2 separate regions of the Homo sapiens genome follow, and region 1 is linked to region 2. A link is a contact called in ENCODE Hi-C or POLR2A ChIA-PET data. All regions are on one chromosome and are shown on one strand. The core of a region is the stretch at or near the end of the contact, and the rest is flanking DNA. Distances in the headings are between cores, read along the strand shown. Region 1 overlaps LOC105370777 (a long non-coding RNA gene). Region 2 overlaps LOC105370777 (a long non-coding RNA gene).

Region 1 (6,128 bases), core at 2,499-4,998, 190 kb before region 2:
ATCAATGGCACTTAGGAAAGTGGCCTAAGAAAGGGTCCTTTTCCACAGGGAGATGGCTACCTCTCCTCCTGTTTATTACACCATGTGGCTGATGAGTCTTTATTTCCATTTGGAAACAGAAGTCAAATTCAGAGTCACAGGTGAGATAATAGTAAAACAGTGCATTATATTTATACTTGCCTTTTATTGTCGAAGATATTGCATATTTATTATACCTTTTTGAGCTAGTTTAATGAAGTGGAAAGAGCTAAATGATCTGATAAAATCAGCTAGTGCATCTCTCACTGGAGCATCTTGAGGATCGAATGAAATGATGTTACAGTTCTTACAGTTTTTATCAAGCTGAAAACTTTGCAAGGGTCCCTTAAATTCACTGAGCTTTGATAGCTTGGGGTTAGGTAGCAACTGGACAATCTCTACCTTTCTCACTCTAATGTTTGTTATTCTTATAAACTTTGGTTGGTAAGTAGAGTTGGATTTTTTAAAAAAATTATTTCACTAAAGAGGAACTGGAGCAAAGAAATAAAGTGAGTGGCCTCACCAACTGAGGAGGAAAATCTGAACAGTCCAATACTTTCCCCACAGCTGTGCTTCCCTCATAGGTGTTAGAAGCTGATGGGGCCAGCTGTGGCCCATGAGAAAGGCCCTGTGGCCCCAGACATGGACAATCATTCACTTCATACAAATTACTTTAGAGTAGAGAACAGTAAATTGAGACCCCAGATTCACCATACGGGAGCTCTGATCTCAAAGAGAAGTTACCAAAGCTGCTTCCCTGGGTGAAATGGAAATTCCTGGAGGTCTAAGCTGCTGGTATGTATGAAGAGCTGTATGGCACATGGGCAAGAAGGAAGAATGGCTTCCCAGAGAAGGCAAGACTTACCAGTCATGCAGGAAATGGTGCTCAGAGAAATTTAAGCTTTGTATTTTGATTCAATTTTATTTTCCTTTAAAACAAGTGATTCTTATTTCAAACTATAGATTGCTTTGATAATTTGATGAAGATGAATAGGGTCATTTTAGAAAAATGCACTTCGAACCATCAACCATCATGTATTTTTGCAAATAATTTCAGTGGATAAGAAAATCCCCTAAAGACCATATGTTGGCCTCTTAAGTCTTGGTCCAGAAGTTTTATCAACCACAATAATAGTGGGACTCCATTCTCAAAAATTCTGATTCATCAGATATTAGAGAGTTAGTCCCAGGATTCCAAATTTTTAATAAGCACTCAAGAGAATTCTGGTTTAAGTGAGCTGGACCAAACACTGAGAAGCATTGTCATAGGGATCTCTGGCTCCTAGTTAAAAGGCATTGCCTCAGACTGCCTTAGAGCTCCAATGTTTCTGTATATATTTTCAAAATTAATTATTATCTTTCTCAATTTCACTCTATAAAGAAAACTCAAGTTCCCCATCAAATGAATTAGCCATTTTGGAGCAAAAATCAAAAGAAAGGAAAGAAGATTTTTGTTTTGACTGAGCCAGTTTGGCTGGCTTCCTATCCTGGCATCATCAGTTGAGTATTAAATTTCCAAGTCACTGGGTGACAGTATGCCTGGCTTCATCCCAGTATGGGCATTCATCAGCTGCATTGTACAGTAAGTACAGTAAGAACTGTCTTGTAAGAACGGGCTAGACTTAGTGAGACAATCCTGGTTTGTTCTGAAGAGCATAATCAAATGAGTGATTGCAAATGGAAATTGAGATCAGAGCCAGAAAAGGGGTCTTGAGCAGCAGATTTGTGATCAAGGCAATGCTGCCCAAAGAGGGCAAATTGAGCTCTCAGGAGGACTAACATTCAGGAAAACGTTAGGTAATGGGGCTTGAGTTGGATGAAGGCAAGCAGTTCAGGATGGAGGCTGTGATAAAGATGTTAGTCTTATCAAATACTGGCCAGTTTAAACACATTAGACTTGACTGGACAAAAAATGTTCTACATGGACATTCACTGATGAACCCTTATTACATAGAAGTCCAAGAAATAAAAGTTCATGGATGGTAAAATATGTCCATCTTATTTCTGATGATCATTTTTTGACAGTGAATTTACATAGAAATGATGAATAGCTCTATGTAGTTTTCATTGGTAATATTCTTTATTAGGGTATTATCTAGTTCAGTGGTTGGAAAACTTTACATAGACAGGGTAGAAAATTTTAGACTTTGTGACCTATCATACTGTCTCCATTATAAATTCATTTTTAATAATCCTTTAATAATGTAAAAATTCTTAGCTTTCAGGAAGTACAAAAACAAGGCAAGAACTGGATTTGGCCCTAAAGCTATGGTTTGCTGACCCTCTTATAGATTATCTCAACAGTAGAGTTATTTTCTATTTACATAGTATTTGGTGTTCTCTGATAGGAAATATAGGTCAGTGGAAGAACAGCTATATTTATTTAAGTTTCTCATGGAGGATATATCCCCTTCCTTATTTACTGAAAGGAGGGCTTAATACCATAAGCATGAGAAGTGGTGTTTTCTAAGCCTGAGTCCTCCTGTAGCCATCTAATATTAAAACCTGTAAGGAAAGAGTTGGATTTCAACTTGGTTTCTTTTGATCTATAAATTCAGGTATGATGGTGGTCTGGCCCTTTTGGGCTCTAAATTTAGCAATTAGCTTACTTTTGTTTATGTTTAACTACAATAAGCACCTTCTGGATTATCTGGATCTGGATTATCGGGATCATTATTTTATTGCCTGTGTACTAAAATGAGATTTAAGTCCAAGTAGACATTTGAACATAAGATTATTTGGGTTCCAGTAGGACTGCTTTAACTGTTTCCACATAATGAGACTAAAACAAACATAAACTTCATAATGGCCAAATGATGCCAACAGACAGTTTGGAAGGACTTTATCAGAGAAAACATTGATTGGATATTGAGTCATTGCATAACACATGGTCTATATAGTACAAAACTAGATAGATCTTGTAACATAGCTGTCAGCTCCTTATCCTCCCTGGAGCAGAAGAGGTTCAATTTTAGTCAAACAGTATGTTGGTCACATTTGATTAATGCTTTTAATTTGAATTTCAGTGATGGCACATTTAATTTGTAAATATGCATAAAGCTTGTTCAGTTATGAATATATGTGTGTGTATGCAGTTTAAGTTACCTCTAGGAGTGTTAGGAGATGGTCATAGTGGTCAACGTATAAATAAGGGCCAAGAACAAGGTGGTTGCAGTTAAGGTGGTTAAAGCAGGTCTGTGGTGATCCACAGGAGGCCATTCAGTGTCGTAGAGAGACGCCCCTTCCTAAGGCAGGTGCAGCCTGGAGCCAGGGCTCAAGGCCTTGCCAGCAGTGATTGGCTGGGTTTTAGCCTTGTTCACCCCCTCAGCTGAGCACTGTTGTTCAGGGGTATGTTCCTGTCCTAAGTAAGAGGGGGTGTGATTTAAGAGATAATATAGGGTAATAATCTTTGGGACTTAGTCAATTAAGTCTGGAGATGAAGAATTATTTCCTAACTTCCTCATTGACTGTTTTAAAACAATCCTCACTAAGCCACGTGGCTTTGGTGATGATTGTTTTAAAACAATATCTGATTTACTGAATCTTTCAGAAAAATTGAAATAACTGATATGAATTTTTCACAAGCTTTGATACAGTTAAGAAAAACAAAATGTAAGAAAAGAATATTGAAAGGGCTAAGCAACAGCAGCAATAGACTTGGGCAGGAGGTATGCGCACTACAAACTCGAGACCTGTGGACTTAGGCACTTCCTCTTTGCCATAGGTGTGCTTATTGGGGGTGTCATGGGCATGAGTCCACAGTGCCCTCTACTGCCTCCCAGTAGGTCTGTTCTAACATGCAACAGCTTGGTGGTCTCTTGTCCCCAGAATGAAGCAACTTTTTAAAAAAATTTATAATTATTTTATTTTATACTTTAAGTTCTGGGGTGCATGTGCAGAACATGCAGGTTTGTTACATAGGTATACACGAGCCATGGAGGTTTGCTGCACCCATCAACCCATCATCTACATTAGGTATTTCTCCTAATGCTGTCCCTCCGCTAGCCCCTCACCCTGGTGTGTGATGTTCCCCTCCCTGTGTCCATATGTTCTCATTGTTCAACTCCTACTTATGAGTGAGAACATGCAGTTTCTGGTTTTCTGTTCTGTTAGTTTGCTGAGGATGATGGTTCCAGCTTCATCCATGTCCCTGCAAAGGACATGAACTCATCCTTTTTTTATGGCTGCTTAGTATTCCATGATATATATGTGCCATATTTTCTTTATCCAGTCTATCATCGATGGGCATTTGGGTTGGTTCCAAGTCTTTGCTATTGTGAATAGTGCCGCAGTAAACATACATGTGCATGTGTCTTTATAGTAGAATGATTTGTAATCCTTTGGGTATATATCCAGTAATGGGATTGCTGAGTCAAATAGTATTTCTGGTTCTAGATCCTTGAAGAATCGCCACACTGTCTTCCACAATGGTTAAACTAATTTACACTCCCACCAACAGTGTAAAAGCATTCCTATTTCTCCATATCCTCTTGGCTAAAATCAAGTGTAGTATCTGTTCTTATCAGTTTAATGGAGCAACTTTTAAAGGGAGTTTCCTTCTAGGTGGACCCGTCACTATGGTGCAGAGAAGCAGGGAATGACTGGGTGGAACTGCAGGGCTGCTTCAGTGGGCAGGGAGAGTGCATCAGGGGAACCATGCAGAATGCTGGGCTACTCATCTGCCTCTCCATTTCACAGGAGAAACAGAGAGCTGTTGGTTTGATTGACTTAAATGGATTTTTATTTATTTAATTTATAGTAAGTGCCGCGTATTGCTAGGCCTTGCAAAGTCAAGGGTATCAGGAATATAAGAGGACTGAAAGCAATATTCCTCGTGCTTCCAGAGCAGATGCCTAACCGGGGAGGCAGAGCTCAAGTGTGGTACACTGAGAACGCCTAGGATGCAAACACAGGTGGATTTGTTTATTACTAAAGCGGCACAGGGAAACTTCTCAGAGTGAGAACATATTTTGTCAGTAGGAGGAGCGCCACATAAGATGAAATCAGACTGCACACATGCATGAGGGTTTTCTGTTTAACTTGGGGGTGAAGATGAACTTTCAAAGGGGCCTTAGAGGCAGGTATATTACATCCATATTTTTGAGTATGAAGAAGAAGGGGCAAGCAATACTTAGTGGAAACAAGACAAAATTCAGAGATAAGAGTGCAAGTGGAGTTCAAACATAGTAAGAAGAGAGGTTAATGGTATCTATCTCCCAGCAGGCAGAACACCACCACACTCCTGGGAAATGTTTCCCCAGGCACCGGAGTATGGAGGTGTGCTCTCCCCATTAGTAGGGGGTTCTTAGTATTGAGCCAGGCTTTTGCTTGCTTGAGGCCTGATTACTGTAATACTTGGTCTAATTCTTTTCGACTTGGGCCACAGGCTTAGGCATTGCTGAGCAGCTGCTGTGTGTTTTTGTCCTCTAGCAATGGTGAGCACTTTAGCCTTGATATACTGGAGCCTAAAAACATATGGCAACAGCTCTCAATCAATGTCCTGGAGCTCTCAATCAAGTTGATGTTTTGTTTGGTTGTGTTAAAAATGGATTTGGCCGGCACTATGGTTCACACCTGTAATCCCAGCACTTTGGGAGGCCGAGGTGGGTGGGTCATGAGGTCAGGAGATCGAGCCCAGCCTGGCCAACATGGTAAAACCCCGTCTCTACTCAAAATACAAAAATTAGCTGGGTGTGGTGGCGGGCGCCTGTAATCCCAGCTACTTGGGAGGTTGAGGCAGGAGAATCATTTGAACCTGGGAGGTGGAGGTGGTTGTAGTGAGCCGAGATTGTGACATTGCACTCCGGCCTGGGCAACAGGGCGAGACTCCATCTCAAAACAAAATAAATAAAAAAGGATTTAAGGATAGTTTTCATGGCATCCTTTCCCCATAATTGCAGATATTAAATGCAGCCTAAGAACAAGTGTTAAAACATCCTCAGAGACAGTTTAGTAGTGAAACACCCAAGTCTTTCTGACATTAATAGGCTTTAGTGGGATTAGCTTAGTAATAGTTACATAATGTGTGATTCGTGGCAATGAAAATGCTAAAAGGGCCAATTATTGCATCATAATGGACACACCTTTAACATAAAGATACATTTGTCATT
Region 2 (5,534 bases), core at 1,674-4,173:
AGCTATAGGCTGCAGTTGAAAGAAGAAAGGTGGCTCTTAGTGGACTAAAATAGGGGGCTGCATCACATATATACTCTGTTCATCCAGGCAGTGGCACATGACTTTGTAGGAGTGAAATGCACATTTTCCCAATCTAATTGTTTTCCAGAATCATTCTCTGTGTGGGAAATAAACCTCATCCTCCTGGCCTTAGAATTCTTAACATACTATTTGCTCTCCTAGGAGTTTTGGTACTTCGCCAAACTAATTGCTTATCTCAATGACTAAGGACAATTTAACAATAAAATTTCCTGGACTCTAATGCAGGAATTGCTGACTCATGAGGCCTGGAGAAAAACCCCAGAAACATATACTTTTGAAGGTAAACTTGTTTTTTTAAAGTATAACACACAGAAAAGTTCACAGAATTACATGTGTAAGTTCGAGTAATTGTCATGAAATGTGCATTCTCATTTAACGCTTTTTGTTTCCTATTTTGTAACTATATGTCTATTTCAAGGTCATGTTTTCTTTAGAATCCATATTTTTAAAGATCTCTATGATTCTGCTGCATTAGAGGTTTAAGAAAATCCAGTTTGGAGTATTTGAAATCTGTTAAACAATGTTATATACCAGAAGAAGTATCTCAGGTCTGAGTTAATAATAGTGAGGTTTGGTCCAATGTCAACAATGTCTTTCCTAAAGCACTAAGTGAAAGGGAGGGGAATTAAAAACCAAGGTCTGATATCATGGTCTGTTGAGGACGGATGGGGTAGGTGTAGAGTAAATGAAGAGTAAGTAACGTTGGATTGCTATGTCAAGAACAAAAACTGAGGAAACAGAGCCAAGCAGCTTTCCAGTTTTGGGTTCACAAGCTAAAAGGGGATAGAGCAGAATTTCAGAAAGAGAAGAGACTTGGGCCTTATGGCCTAGGCTATATCTGGGAGTGTCCTCCCTTGACAAGGGTCATCAGGATTAACCCCTCTGCACCCTCCTTGCCTGCTTTGAGAAAGGGAATTTACTCCACTGCTAGTCTATCTGCATTCTTACCATATTTTGGAAAGTTATTCTATTGTTCTATTACAGAGAAATCTTTGGCTAGAATTCAGTGGGATAGGCAGTAAAACATGTTCTTGCTTGGGAATGAAAAAAGACCAACAACAAAACTAGTTTTCCATCCCAGCTTGACCACTTATATTTTTCAATAAATTCCTAATTTTATCCTTTTAAACATAGGTACTGTTACCTTTGGTGCTGCTAAGACCCAAGCTCTGGAGTCAGACTAATAGGGTTCAAATTCTTGCCTGTGATTTTGGGCAAATTGCTTAATATGTTCCTTCATCTGTTAATTAGAAAAAATAATAGGGCCAGGCGTGGTGGCTCATGCCTGTAATCCCAGCACTTTGGGAGGTCGAGGCGGGCGGATCACCTGAGGTCAGGAGTTCGAGACTAGCCTGGCCAACATGGCGAAACCGCGTCTCTACTAAAAATACAAAAATTAGCTAGGCGTGGTGGCAGGCGCCTGTAATCCCAGCTACATGGGAGGCTGAGGCAGGAGAATCACTTGAACCGGGAGGTGGAGGTTGCAGTGAGCCGAGATTGCACCATTGCACTCTAGCCTGGGAAACAAGAGTGAAACTCCGTCGAAATAAATAAATAAATAAATAAATAAATAAATAAATAAAAATAATATCTATTTATTAGGATTGCCATGTGGATGTAGAATTGTTTGAAGCTCCTGGCACGTAGGAAACACTCAATAAATCCTAGCTACTATGGTGCTATACTCCTCACCTTAATAACATCTGCAATGTATTTTGAGTTCCTTTTAAGTAAAAATTATATAAATATATGATTAAAATATTATATTTCAAGGCAACATAAGTCATAAAATCAGAATTTCTTAAATATTGCCCACATCCATTTTTGGAATAATTTAACCTTCACCACTTATTCACTGCGGGAGAGAACTACGAATATTATCCAGTGACTATTACCCAAGACTTACAGGTCTGAAAGAATGTTGCCAGAACCTAACAGACATTATTATCAGGGAAAGTCATTCCTAACTACAAATGACAATGTGATGCTCCATATTAGCATTAAAGAACAGTAGTTGCATCCTTGTTCTTCTTCAGGTAATGAATGAGCCATCTCCACATTTTGGTAAAGTAGGTTATTCACCTGCAGGAAACTGTAAGACTAAATTCTGATTCCGCAAAGACCAGGAAGACCCACCACACAAAACCACAACTGCTCCCCCTGATGGCTGGTGCCTAGAATTTCACGCATGCATCTTAGAAAATCCCATCAGGCTAAAACAACTTTCCTATGAACATCAATAATGTGTCAGTCCATGGACACAGGAAGGGGAACATCACACACCGGGGACTGTTGTGGGGTAGGGGGAGAGGGGAGGGATAGCATCAGGAGATATACCTAATGCTAAATGACGCGTTAATGGGTGCAGCACACCAACATGGCACATGTATACATATGTAACAAACTTGCACATTGTGCACATGCACCCTAAAACTTAAAGTATAATAATAATAAAATTTAAAAAAAGAATACCATAAAAATAGATTTGAAAAAAAAATAATGTTTCAGCCATTAACACTCTCCTATATTTTATAGAGAAGCCTTAGAATAAAGGCATCTCAAAATGAAAGTTGAAGGGAAACTATAAAGCTGGAAAATACATTCAGGATGGGAGACACAGTGAAGGTCAGCTTTGCTGATTTCATAGTTCTGTGTGAATCCAGCACTGGTTACCTGTATACATTGACAATAATCATATGCTTACCCTAATATCTAGAATGGAGAAAAGACTATTTAGGGGGCTGGGAAACCCACTGTTTGTCAAACTAAAGAATGTTTGATTATCTTTCATGACTCCTCATACCATCTGGTGAGTAATAATGAGCTCATTCTACTTCATTGATTCCAACATTTGATATTTAAAAGTGGTAATAAAGACCTTCATTACCTCTAGCTAACTTGGATCTGACTATGAACTGTTTACAAAATTCCAGTTTTCAAAGGGAAATTCTTTTAGGAGAATGCTAGGCAAATGGTGGCCCACGTTGAGGGAGTAAATTGACTCTGTAGTCAGCGAAGTGATTATTTTTGTAATGGAGCCCACAGCAAAACCCTTTGCAGCACTCAGAAGTCATCAACAGAGCTTGTTCTTGGCAAACCAGAGCATTCTCTGCTTCAGAGAATTACTTTCTAATTACTAAAAACATGATACGGGAGGAACACATGTTGGCTCCAACCAAGTGTATAAGTGGTGGAAAAGTTCAGTGTAACTGTTCAGCGAAACTGTGAAGAAGTAGAGTCTATGGGACTGTTGCTGGGAACATAGGAGTGGATGGGAGCCAGGTTTTTCTTCTCTTTGTGGGATTTGGGAGTTAGGTTATATGTCCTGTCTTTGGAAATTAAGAACTGTTGATATTCAAGGATAATCAAGGAAAAGCACTTCCAGGAATGGGAAGGTACATAGGCTAATTGTATCAGTACAGCCTGTTGCCCTGTGGACTTTGGCTGCCGCGGCCATATGATCTAACTAAGATGTTAAAATAGCAGATGAACATTTGCTAGATGAAGTAAGTTTGTCCTGATGGCTAGTTCCACTCTTCACTCTCCTGATTGAAAAAAATGTTGGCTTTCCTTCACTGCGGTGTTCACTAGATAGAAACTAAAACCGGCTCTGTGAAGTGAGTGGGAGGGTGAGGAAGGAAAAACAGTCCAACTAAAGCAGCTGAAGTAGGAAAGGGTCATGTGAGGAAGTGGAAGAGGTGAATGCCCTGGAAAAGATGGATGGAGGCATTTTTCTCAGCCATTTCGTGGTTGGATTGGGAGACACTGAATTTGGAAAAGCAGTCAGACAGAAGCGTTCCGGATAGCCAAGCTGTTGGCGTACCACCGAGTGCCAATTCTCAGGGTGTTACCCAGTCATTCTTGGGGTTTGTTTAAACATGGCAAGAGTTCCTGGGAAAAACCTGAGGCCACATTACTTAGCCATTTGAACTGCGAGTCCAAAGTAATTTTTTAGCAATTACAGTAGCATATGTATTTGCAGAGCAAAGACGAGTCACCAAGTCAGAGGATGTCTGTTGTTCACAGTGTCAATATGAAACATCAGCATGCTCCTGTCTTAGTTATGGGAATTGAGCCCTGGTCCATGCTCCAGCTCTGCCATCTCCAAGGTAGTATCACAAAGCTAAATTGTGCCCCTGGACTTCTTCCTGGATGTAATCTAGGACTTGCCCTGGGGATGAAGGCAGAGTTATCCTTATTCCCACTTCTACTTCTGCCATTCCACTTTCTGTGATTACTTCGATGTTTCTCTCCCTACCTCTCCCCAGCTCATTTTATTCAGCTCATTTCCTTTTGACAAGTAACCATTCACTGACTAGCGAGTACCTGATTCAAGGAATACAAGATGACCTATAGTAACTTATACTCTGTTAAATCTAGATGATGTGACTGTAGAATGAAACTAAACATCAGGTACCTCTCAAGCACCATCTTCAGCAAATCTCAAGTTTCTTGACTGCCCACATGGATCTCTTTTTTAGACTTCATTATTTTTGTTCCTGTCTCTGCCACTCAATAGCTGTATGACATTGGTAAAGTTACCTAACTTCCCTTTGCCTCACTTTCTTCATCTTAAGATTATTATGAGGATTTAATGTAGTGTATGTAAGATCCTGTTACACAGTAAGTGTTCAATAAACATTATCTACTATTATGTTATCCTCTTTTTTTCACTGCCCATTAAGAAGACTTTTTTTTTTTTTTTTTTTTTTTTTTTTTGACGGAGTCTCGCACTGTCGCCCAGGCTGGAGTGCACTGGTGTGATCTCGGCTCACTGCAAGCTCCACCTCCCGGGTTCATGCCATTCTCCTACCTCAGCCTCCTGAGTAGCTGGGACTACAGGCACCCGCCACCACGCCCAGCTAATTTTTTTTTTTGTATTTTTAGTAGATACGGGGTTTCACCGTCTTAGCCAGGATAGTCTCGATCTCCTGACCTTGTGATCCACCTGCCTCGGCCTCCCAAAGTGCCGGGATTACAGGCGTGAGCCACCGCGCCCGGCCAAGAAGACACTGTTTTATATTAAATGTCTTTCTTAGTGCCTTTCGTTTTATTTACTACATGCACTTTATTATATATTGCTTTTTTCTTTATTGTTACGGATGTGGTATCTTAAAACAGCAGCCAGATTTCATCAGTTTGGGGGAAAAGGACCACATCTTTTATTCTCTCCATATCCTACACACTACCTAACAGTGCTAGACATACAAAGGGTGCTTCAAAAATACTTGTTAATTGAATAAAGTATGAGTAAAAAGAAAGACTCTCTCTGAGTTATAACTCCATTGAAATTTCCTCAGCAGAATGGCCCCCATACTTCATAGCTGCCTCTATGTCTTTACATAACAATCTCGGTTCTTTCTTTCTTAAATCATTTTCCTCCAACCTCTGAGCTTCTTTGCCCATTAGATGGGACCAGGATCAAGTAATATGCTGTACAACATTTGATACCA

What was found. A loop is a pair of places that touch in the nucleus more often than their neighbours do. ChIA-PET counts read pairs that join two places held with the same protein, here RNA polymerase II (POLR2A). Pooled maps may share reads with other maps.
Region 1: a loop to region 2 is called in a map of HepG2, with 5 times the contacts of the local background. The contact joins two enhancer-like sites. A Hi-C loop is called at or near these places in 3 of 168 maps with a recorded cell type or tissue (HepG2, IMR-90 and cardiac septum) and 4 of 50 pooled maps. POLR2A ChIA-PET finds 5 or more read pairs at or near these places in 1 of 52 experiments (BJ).

The regions. Positions count from the first base shown.
Region 1 is chr15:39,310,816-39,316,943 of GRCh38, reverse strand. All of the region lies in intron 1 of LOC105370777 (a long non-coding RNA gene), which reads left to right. Among named protein-coding and RNA genes, the nearest start is that of LINC02915, 63 kb to the right of the region's middle. Within about 2 kb of position 3,748, at least 2 of the 41 ENCODE cell types and tissues checked have a DNase peak (open chromatin) inside an H3K27ac peak, as active enhancers do.
Region 2 is chr15:39,122,805-39,128,338 of GRCh38, reverse strand. All of the region lies in intron 1 of LOC105370777 (a long non-coding RNA gene), which reads left to right. Among named protein-coding and RNA genes, the nearest start is that of LINC02915, 130 kb to the left of the region's middle. Within about 2 kb of position 2,923, at least 5 of the 41 ENCODE cell types and tissues checked have a DNase peak (open chromatin) inside an H3K27ac peak, as active enhancers do.